Regions from separate parts of the Homo sapiens genome. Here region 1 is linked to region 2. A link is an interaction called in ENCODE POLR2A ChIA-PET data of the cell type or tissue named here. Cell type or tissue: MCF 10A. All regions are shown on one strand. Links, peaks and the distances in the headings refer to the core of each region. The heading gives the core; the rest is flanking DNA. Region 1 overlaps FCRLB (Fc receptor like B). Region 2 holds the start of TRV-CAC1-1 (tRNA-Val (anticodon CAC) 1-1).

The links. Peaks named below come from ENCODE experiments on the same cell type or tissue, not always from the same donor. Only the 100,000 strongest peaks of a DNase experiment are listed, where the experiment ranks them.
Region 1: POLR2A ChIA-PET joins it to region 2 with 5 read pairs; 5 of 35 experiments call an interaction of 5 or more read pairs at or near these places.

Annotation. Positions count from the first base shown.
Region 1 is chr1:161,724,284-161,729,652 of GRCh38, reverse strand. It overlaps FCRLB (Fc receptor like B), which reads right to left. Exons shown (of 8, transcript NM_001002901.4): 6 at 3,566-3,832; 7 at 2,660-2,950; 8 at 1,510-2,406. The coding sequence ends at 1,991. Among named protein-coding and RNA genes, the nearest start is that of FCRLB, 5.4 kb to the right of the region's middle. RefSeq lists enhancers at 2,163-2,212, 3,273-3,412 and silencers at 2,473-2,732, 2,763-2,812, 2,823-3,062. In MCF 10A, for the core only: a CTCF peak has its summit at 3,416; DNase peaks (open chromatin) are centred at 2,482, 3,202 and 3,482.
Region 2 is chr1:161,396,356-161,401,724 of GRCh38, reverse strand. It overlaps TRV-CAC1-1 (tRNA-Val (anticodon CAC) 1-1), which reads left to right and starts at 1,953; the gene lies at 1,953-2,025. It also overlaps the pseudogene RNU6-481P. RefSeq lists enhancers at 1,193-1,792, 1,793-2,392, 2,400-2,539 and a silencer at 1,980-2,059. In MCF 10A, for the core only: a CTCF peak has its summit at 2,183; DNase peaks (open chromatin) are centred at 2,034 and 2,324.

The DNA of each region.
Region 1 (5,369 bases), core at 154-5,153, 330 kb before region 2:
ACCTGGACATATCTCTCAGAGTTAAGCAAAGATCCACTGAGATAAGTTTGATTCTTCTTGTCTAATTTTAAGTTAGCATTTCCTCAGATTAGACATATTGATGCCTTCATGTCAGGAATGCTTTCAGATAGCCATCCCAAGTATCCAACAGGCTAAAGCACTTCTTAACAAGACTTTCATGTTCTGATTCCTTCCTACTTCCCCATATTCATCTCTGTCACCTCCTCCCTAAAATACACCTACACAGATACACATAAACACACATAATTCTCCAACCACTCCCAATTATTTGTAGCTCCATAAACACGCTACAGTCTTTCATTTCTTTGTGTCTTTGCTTCCTCAGCCTACTTGCCATACCCTCAATCTTTCTCACATCTCCATGTGGTAGTTCTTGCTCTTCCTTAAAAATTCAACTTTCTTCTCTGAATTCCTATCATGTTTCATAGAGCACTTATCACATTGCAGTGTAATTTATGTGTGCACCTGCCTGCCTGCCTGCCTCTCTGTATAATTTCAGTGGCTTTGTAATAATAATATGGTGAAGAACAATATTAAGAAGAATAGGATGAAGGCTGTTGATATTATTCTGGTTAATCACTCAGAAAGAAATGGAAAATCGGGTTGTGACGCAACATCTATCAAGCAGAAGTAAAGGATGAGAGGGTACAGTTGTTACAGCTCTAAGCCTTAACAGTGAAACTTAACTGAAGAAGGATATGGACCTGATGAGAACGAGGCCTCCTGAGGACAAATCACACTAGCTCTGCAGAGGATTGATGGCTCCAGTAGGCAGATGGGAAAACCCATCAAAATGGGACTTTCCAGGAACATAACCATGAAATTGCAATTGAAATGGCTTCTCACTTTTCTTCTTTTAACTAAGTGAGAGTAAAGTCACCATGCAGGATGGCATACTGATCTGTGCATGTGTGTATCTTGGTGTATTCATGTTGGAAAGGCTCTTAAGAAAAAAGCTGCTAAGAATGAGAACTCAATTTTGAGGATTTGTCTTAAAGTTTCTTCAAAAAGATTTCTCAATGCAAATGGTACACTTATTTAATATACGGCTAAGGTTAGCATAGTCTGCCTGCTGCTACCACAGCCCATCAGTCTGTCTAGCTGCACTGGGGCAGGGGGTGCACCTGGGTTAAGTCTAACAGAACTCTGACCCTTTTTTTTTTTTTTTTTTGAGATGGAGTTTCACTCTTGTTGCCCAGGCTGGAGTGCAATGGCACGATCTCGGCTTACTGCAACCTCCGCCTTCCAGGTTCAAGCAATTCTCCTGCCTCAGCCTCCCAAGTAGCTGGGATTACAGGCGCCTGCCACCATGCCCAGCTAATTTTTGTATTTTCAGTAGAGACGGGGTTTCGCGATGTTGGCCAGGCTGGTCTCGGACTCCTGACCTCAGGTGATTCCCCCCCCCCCCCCGCCTCAGCCTCCCAAAGACTCTGACCCTTTTAACCAGGGAATGGGAGGCCCACACAAACAACTTTCTCTCGCCAAAACTAAATAGAACCCAGGATTTATTTGAAGATGTAAACTCATCAGTAATAGGACTGAACGTCTTTTTAATATCAACAGAGTAAATTCATTATGAATAATTACACTTTGACCCTAAAATATTCTCAAGTGCTCAGTTACCTCAATGTACTTAAATACCAAAAAAACTGCCTGTGCTGAAATATGTACTGGCTAGGCTTATCTGAAGGGCTAAGGGTGACTAAATTCACATCCAAAGTTAAATCACAATGTAGTAAATAACAGGTTTCTACTTCTTGCTGAATTCTGTGAGAATTCAAAGAGAATGCTTGCGGTTACAAACTGCTGTGTGAGGTTGAAATCGTCAGCCACTACACTTCGTGGGCGCTCCTTTAAAAACCACAGCAAAACACAAGGATGCAAACAGATGGCTTTGAAAGAAATTCGCGTGAGGGGAAGCAGGAGACCAAGGAGGAATGAGCCTGCAGAGGGGACGGTAGCCGCCCCCTCAGCTCTCCACAGGAGTGGTCTCTGGGGTTCCCGGGCTCACAGCAAAGTGAGAGGTGGGGGTCTCGGGCGTTCCCCTGAGCTCCCGGAGGGCCTGTGGCTCCTTTAATTCCAGGACCACCCGGCTCAGAAGGCCTTTGAGCAGCTGCATTTCTCGGAGCAGAAGGTCCACGTCGGGTTTCAGGGCTCCAGCCGATTGTTCCAAGGGCGTCGGCGGAGCGCAGGCGGGTGGCCCCGCAGTCGGGGCGCCGCTCGCCGGGAACTGCAGCCCGGTGGAGGTGGTGTTCCGGACGGAGGTGACCAACGGGACCGATCTGGACACCGGGGGCTTTCTGAAGGAAAGCGGCCTATTACCAGGAGCCAAGGCTGCGGCCCATGGAGCTGGGGCGGTGGTGGAGGCCGGGTCCAGGGGAGAACCTGTGAATGCATTACGCCCAGTCACGCGCGGCTTGCATGGTTCTTCTCGGCGCTGGGCTGGGGGAGGGGCGTAGGGCGGTGGGCGGGGATGGGGAAGGCCGGAAGAGGGGTGAGGAGGAGGGCGGCGAAGGGGAGATGGGAAAGGCGGGGGGCGGGACGGGAACCAGGGGGCGGGGGTGATTCGTGGGTGCCGAGAGGCGGAAGCAGGGCTGACCGCCAGGGTCGGCGTCCGGGAGGGTGTGCAGGCACTCACCCGGCCCCGGGAGCTGCAGCCACGGACTGCGTTTCCGGACACTGCGGGTGGCGGTAGCCGCCTCGCACCAGTACGATTCGAGCTCCTCGACCTCGGGCTCCGGGACTGTGTACTCGGCGCCCCAGTCGAAGCGGCGCACCGCGCGGCTGTACTTGTAAAACGCGAACTGCAGCGGCGTGTCGCGCTTCTGCGGGTGCAGGCGCGTGTCGCAGCGCAGCACCACCCCACCCAGCGCCGCGCCGCGGGCCTCCCGCGGACCCATCACCCTCAGCACCGGCGCCCGGAACAGCTCTACGGAGAGGGCGGGGAGCAACGGCGCCGGCTTGTCCACCGCTCCGCGACCCCGCTCCTTCCTGCTTCCCGCGAGGGCTCCTTGCAGACCCACAGACCAAGGGGGGAGGGGAGGAGGCCGTGTGTCCACGTGGAGGGGGAAGGGGAGCCTTCTGAAATGTGGGGCAGGGGGACCGAGTCCACGAGGGACGGGGAAAGCTTGAAAGGAAGAGGGACCAGGCCAGACGCTTCATGTCACATCCCGACTGACACTCAGCTCGGGTTCTGCAGCCTAGAATAGGAGACGCTGCGCCTGCCTTGCAGGACGCTAGGGAGTCGCTCCTTCGTCCCAGTCCCACAGTGGCCCCTGCCCCTGCCAGAGCTGCCCTCTCTGTGGGAGTCCCCAGCCAGAGTGAGAAGCCAGGATGTGCGTCGGGGAAAGGGACCAGCCTCCAAGCAGGCGGCGGATCAAGCGCTGCTTCACGGCAAAGGAGAGGAGACAGCGTCCATAGTCTAAGAGAAACCCTCCAAGTGGCAGCTATTTGAACTTCCGCCCCTTCTTTTCTCGCCGAGCTCCTGTCCCAGAATTTCTCAATGCTCATTTGCCTCCCTCCCGGGGCCCCTGGTCTCTCCCACCTTGCACTGTCACAGCCACCTTAGCGGAGAACATGGGCGCGCTCTCCACCGGGATGCGCATGGTGCCCGAGCACTGGTAGCGCCCGCTGTCGCTGGCACGCGCCTGTAACACAGTGTAGTTGGCGCTGGAGTGGAAGTAGCGCACGGCCTGGCCGTCGTGGTAGTAGTGAAGCTTGTAGACCACCTTGTCGTACCAGCCGCGGCAGCGCAGGACTAGCGGCTCACCCTCGAACACTGGCGCATAGGGCACTTGCAGAATCAGCCAATCTGCGACAGACACCACAGACACGCTTGACTCCACAGAAAGTCCAGCCCTGGAGATCTCCCACTCTCACAGCCTTCCAGCTTTCTCCTCTTAACTCCTCTCCCTCCCTTCCCCGCCATCTCCCACCGCTTTCTTTTCTTTTCTTTTTCTTTCTTTTTTTCTTGTTCTTTTTCTTTTTTTGAGACATGGTCTTGCTCTTGTCGCCCAAGCTGCAGTGCAGTGGCACAAACTCGGTTCACTGCAACCTCCACCTCTTGGGTTCAAGCGATTCTTCTGCCTCAGCCTCCCGAGTAGCTGGGATTACCGGTGGGCGCCATCACACCCAGCTAATTTTTGCATTTTTTAGTAGAGACAGGGTTTCACCATCTTGGCCAGGCTGGTCTTGAACTCCTGACCTCAGGTGATACGCCCACCTCGGCCTCCCAAAGTGGTGGGATTACAGGCGTGAGCCACCGGGCCTGGCCTCCCACTGCTTTCTTGAGCGGACAGGCCTTCCCTGGTGGTTGGCACCCAGCAGCCTCATAGTGCAAGATATATTTGTAGGTGAGTGGGAAGGAAGGGGGATGGCTGGTCTTTCACTTAGCCAGGGAGCAAAGATGCCAGAGACTTGGCTCCACCCTCAAAGGGTTTTGACCATGAGAATCAACTATAACCTCCTTAGGATGGTGTCAGAGTCCTCCTGACTGGGTCCTGCTTACCTCTCCCTCACCATGGCAGTATTCATTCCTGCCCCATTTCCTCTCTACTTTCCTCATCTTCCACTCCTAACAGGATAAGTTCCAGCCATACTGAACTGTTGAGAGAACTGGCCCTGCTCTGAGCCCGAGGCTTTTGTACCTGCTATTTCCTCAGCCAAGAAGACTCTCTTTCACCTGTTTAAGTTCACCTGCTTGTCCTGCATGTCTAGGCTTAGACCTTATCTCCTCCAGAAAACATCCCTGACACCCCAGGAGAGCCTTAGGTATCTCCTACAGCACCTCATAATTACCCTGTGATCATTATAGCACGCTTACATAGCCCTAGCACAGAGCAGATGCCATTTTAGGTGTTGTACATTGAGAAAGAATCCTGCAAGTAATAGCCACAATCCACATGCACTCCCAATCTGTAAGCAGTAATTACTCCTATAGTACTCAGTATAATTATTGCTATCACCAATGATTTCCGAACAAGAAACCACAGAGTATGAATATGAAGTGTGTGTAAGTGCTAATCTGAACATTGAGTGATGTGCTTTAAATTCTGAATACAAATTGTGGCTAGGAGTGCACGATCTCAGCTCACTGCAACTTCCGCCTCCCAGGTTCAAACAATTCTCATGCCTCAGCCTCCTGAGTAGCTGGGACTACAGGCACCCGCTATCATGCCCAGCTATTTTTTTTTTTTTTTTTTTTTTTAGTAGAGAGTGTTTCACCATGTTGGCCAGGCTGGTCTTGAACTCCTGACCTCAGGTGATCTGCCCGCCTTGGCCTCCCAAAGTGCTGGGATCACAGGCTTGAGCCACCGTGCCCAGCAATCCTGTACTTTATTGAACAAATT
Region 2 (5,369 bases), core at 58-5,057:
CCCACGTAGCTGGGACTACAGGTGTGCACCACTATGCACGGCTAATTATTTTGTATTTTTAGTAATACCAGGCTGGTCTTGGATTTTTGACCTCAGGTGATCTGCCTGCCTCTATCTCCCAAAGTGCTGGGATTACAGGCGTGAGCCACCGCGCCTGGCCCAGAGACTTCTTTGAGCCTTGTGTGAAGACTTACCTGAAGCCCAGATCTACCTAGGATTGTGAGGCAATATTTTCCCTTTATTATTTAAGCCAATTTTTTGATAAAGTTCCTTAACCTGATAAACTATTATCTGTCTAGCATTCAGTCCATTGGACATTTCTTTAAAAAAAAAAAAAGGAACAGTTCATGAATTTGTACATCAGCCTTGCACAGGGGCCATGTTAATTTTCTCTGTATTATTCCAATGTTAGCATATGTGCTGCCGAAGTGAGCACCATTGAACATCTCTGATGTCTTTCTACATTCTGCACAGCCTCAACCTGTAACCAGGTGCTTCTCTTCTGCTCTCTCACTACCACCCCCAACTCTTTAACTCTCCTCCTTTGCTTATTCATCCCACAATCCACCTTCTCCTCTAGATTCTTGCCAGATTAGAGCTCCTGGCGCAGTCAGCCAACATTGTTCCATGCTAGCCCCTGGACATTTGTATCATACAACAGCACGTAAGTCTTCACTGCTGCCTTGGTAATTCTCTCATCCTTCTCTTCTTAATTTTCTTCTCCTTTTTTTTTTTTTTTTTTGACGAAGTTTTGCTCTTTCATCCAGTCTGGAGTGTAATGGCGCGATCTCGGCTCACTGCAACCTGAGCCTCCCGGGTTCAAGCTATTCTCCTGCCTCAGCCTCCCGGGTAGCTGGGATTACAGGCGCGCGCCACCACGCCCAGATAATTTTTGTATTTTTAGTAGAAATGGCGTTTCACCATGTTAGCCAGGCTGGTCTGGAACTCCTGATCCTAGGTGAGATCCGCCCGCCTCGGACTCCCAAAGTGCTGGGATTACAGGCATGAGCCACCGCGCCCGGCCTCTTCTTAATTTTCCAAAGCTTTTGTCATATGGCATCCCTAAACCATCTCCTCTTCCTACCTCCTCAGATAATTTCACCCGCAGCAGTGGAAAAGATGAAGTCATTCGACATCAGCTGTCACTCTACACAGCTATCTTGGGGTTCTACCTACAGCGGTATCTTGAGTCCCTCCAGGAATACTCTTCACGGTCTCTTTCCTCTTCATTTGTTTCCTCCGACAATAATAAGGTGTAGTCCCACTAAGCGAGATACAGCCTGAGAACATCAGGGTCGCAGACTCTCCTTAACGTTAAGTAGCGCTTCCATCTTACCCAAGTCCAATTTACCTAGCTTCAGTCTCTTCATCTTTAAAACACGTTTAATAATTTGCTCGTGGCACTGTTGCAAAACTAGTTAAACTCGAGAATGTGAAAATGCTTCTAAATTCAGTGCTGGGCAAACATAAGGCGTATTTTGTTCCAAATATGAGCTGGTTTCCCTTGACCCGGCCAAGTCTGTCCCCTAGGTCTCTTCTACTCCGTTTTTCTCCAGTTTCCGGGGGGGTGGCTCTCAGTGACCGCGGTGGCCTGGCCCCAGGGCGTCCACGCTCCCCGCCAAGCGTTCCTTAGGGACCCGACAGGATCAGGAAAACTCCACGACGAGCATTCGGGGACGCCTGGAGCCCTGCCCAACTATCTCCGGGCTCTGGCTGCAGCCCTGACTGCGCCGGAAGTTTCCTGAGGAAGCACCATGGAGTTCACCCCTGTGCCCTCAGTCATGACCCCGCCGCGAGCAGCCCGGGACTTACCTGCTTTGCTGGCTACTTCCCTGCGCGCCCCGATCCCGAAGCTGTGGGTGGCCCGCCCGGGTACTTTTCTCGTGGGTCAGAGACACAGTGGTGAGCCTCTGACTTTTCAGAGTCATTTGTGGAAAACCTGCCACCGCCTGGTTTCCGTAGTGTAGTGGTTATCACGTTCGCCTCACACGCGAAAGGTCCCCGGTTCGAAACCGGGCGGAAACAAAGTGGTTCCCGTTTTTGTTTTTTTCCTTCCCCATATCCTTTCGAATTCTACGTAAGAATTCGCCCAGATCGCAGTGAGATCCCGGAACTCTAGGTCCGAGGAGAGTTGGAAGGACTGAAGGGCAGACCCCAGCAGCCGAGCGGCTCTCGACAACGGGCTCGGAGCCGGCGGCGCCCCTGGCGGCTGTGGGCGACTGGGTCCCTCCGGAGCCGTGAGACCTTTTGATATCATCAGGCACCGTGTCGCGGTTCCGCCCTGTCAGTTTTTGTGTCTTTTCTGACACCCAGAAGGAACTTCGGACACACTGGGAACCGGAAATGGCTGCTCAGTGAATGAAGTCGTCACTTCCGACCCGGACCCCTGAGGAGCAAGTTGTAGTTCAGGGCCTAGTCCTGAACGGCCGGTCCTTTTTTCAGACCCTGCTCAGGCTCTGGCTCTGGCTCCGGCTCCGGCCTCTTCGGCCGAGACTGCGATGGGTCGGTTTCCTCCACATAGTTTACAAACCTGTATACAGATCCAAGAGTGCGCTGGTGATTATCTCGCTTTGCGCTGATTGCCGGTATCATTAACTCAGTAGTCCAGAGGAACGAAACGAACGTGGTGACGGAGCGGGGATCACAACTCGCTCTGCTCTGTCACCCCCCCAAACTTGTCTTTACTGTGTTTATTTTCTCATTTGTCACCATCCAGTTCTCAGTCACGAAAATGTTAGTTCTTTCTCTTTCCTTTCAAGATTTTTAGGTTCTAAATCAGGTGGAAAGAATGTACATTTTTAATTAAAAGATTTTCACAATTCTCCTAAAAGGAGGACAAACAATTTGAACAGACACTTGATTAAAAAAAAGATATATGGGGCTGGGCGCGGTGGCTCACGCCTGTAATCCCAGCACTTTGGGAGGCTGAGGTGGGTGGATCACGAGGTCAGGGTGTTCCAGACCAGCCTGACCAAGATGGTGAAACCCCGTCTCCACTAAAAATATAAAAATTAGCTGGGCGTGGTGGCGGGTGCCTGTAATCCCAGCTATTCAGGAGGCTGAGGCAGGAGAATTGCTTGAACCAGGGAGGCGGAGGTTGCAGTGAGCTGAGATCGCGCCACTGCACTCCAGCCTGGGCTACAGAGCGAGACTCCATCTCAAAAAAAAAAAAAAGATATGTGGATTGCAAATAATCACATGGAAAGATGTCCAACGTCATTAATCATTAGGGAAACGCAAATTTAAAACACAATGAGATACCACTACACACATATCAGAATGTCTAAAATTTAAAAGACTGACCATACCAAGTTGGCAAGGATGTGGAGAAACCGGAACACTCATTCACTGCTGTTGGGAATGTAAAATGGTACATTCACTTTGGAAAACAGTTTGGGGGTTTTTAAAAGCGTTAAACTACTACAATATGACTCAGCCATTCCACTCCTAGGTATTTACCAAGAGTAAATAGAGCATATGCCCATACAAACGCCTGTACACAAACATTCATAGCAGCTCTATTTGTAATAGCCCCAAACTGTAGACTATCCAAATGTCAATCAACAAGTGAAAGACCGATCCATACAATGGAATGTTACTCAGCCAAAAAAAGGACGGAACTGCTCACATATACAACAACATGAATCTCAAGTATGCTGAGTAAAAAAAGCCACTGCACCCAGCCTCCATTACAGCATTTTGAATTTAAAATAAAACATTTTTTGGCCAGGCGCGGTGTTTCACGCCTTTAATCCCAGCACTCTGGGAGGCTGAGGTGAGCGGATCGCTTGAGCCCAGGAATTTGAGACCAGCCTGGCCAACATGGCGAAACCCCGTCTCTACTAAAACTATAACAATTACCCGGGCGTGGTGGCCTGCGCCTGTAATCCCAGCTACTCCGGAGGCTGAGGCTTGAGACTCGCTTGAGCCTGAGAGGCGAAGGTTGTAGTGAGCGGAGATCCAGACTGGGCAACAGAGAGAATCTGTCTCAAAAAAAAAAAAAAAGTAGGCCCTATGAACTGTGCCTAACGTGTAAATCAGACCCGAATTGCGGTGATAATTTCCCAGGTGTATACACGTGTCAAAACTTGTACATTTTAAGTATGTTCAGTTTATTGTATGTCAGCTAAGCCTTAACATAGCTATGATTGTAGCAGGACAAGCCACAGACAAGAACCCCTCAGACACCGAGTTGTAGAAAGGGCTTTTTTCAGCTGGGAGCATCGGTGGACTCACGTCTCCAAAAACCGAGCTCCCCAAGTGAGCAATTCCTATCCTTTTTAAGGGCTTACAGCTCTAAGGGGGTCCGTGTGAGAGGGTCGTGATAGATTGAGAAAGCAGGGGGTACGTGACTGGGGGCTGCATGCACCGGTAATCAGAACGGAATAGAACTGGACAGGGATTTTCACGATGCTTTTCCATACAATGTCTGAAATCTATAGATAACACAAGCAGTTAGGTCAGGGGCTGATGTTTAACTACCAGGCGCAGGCGCAGAGCTGGGCTATCTGCCTGTGGATTCCATTTCTGCCTTTTAGTTTTTACTTCTTCTTTCTGTGGAGGTAGAAATTGGGCATAAGACAATATAAGGGGTGGTCTCCTCCCTTATTATAATTTCTTAGTATTTCCCAGAAAAAATAAAAAAGCCCAAATATTTGAAGGCTGTTTGGACTATTCATATAAAATACATGTCGACCATCCCAAATCTGAAAATCTGAAATCCAAAATATTCCAAAATCCTAACCTTTTTGGGTGCTGACAGGATGATCAAAGGAAATGCTCATTGGAGCACTTTGGATTACAGATTTTCAGATTTGAGATACTCAACTAGGGTGGGTATAATGCAAATATTCCAAAATCTGAAAAAAATCAAAATTTGAAACAATTCTGGTCCCAAGTATTTTAGATAAAGGATACTCAACCTGTACTTTTTTTTTTTTTTTTTTTTTGAGACAGAGTTTCGCTCTTGTCATCCAGGCTGGAGTGCAATGGCGTGATCTCGGCTCACTGCAACCTTGCTTCCCGAGTTCAAGCAATTCTCCTGCCTCAGCGTCCCAAGTACCTGGGATTACAGGCGCCCACCACCACACCCGGCTAATTTTTGTATTTTTAGTAAAGATGGGGTTTCGCCATGTTGGCCAGGCTGGTCTCAAACTACTGACCTCAGGAGATCCACCCGCCTCGGCCTCCCAAAGTGCTGGGGATTACAGGCGTGAGCCACCGCACCTGGCCAACCTGTACATATTTTTAAGGCTTTTTTTTTCTTTTTTTTAGACAGGGTCTTGCTTTGTCACCCAGGCTGCAGTGGCTAAATAATTTCTTTCTACCTCCTGTATCAGGACTACAGGCATGCACCAACAGGGCCTGCT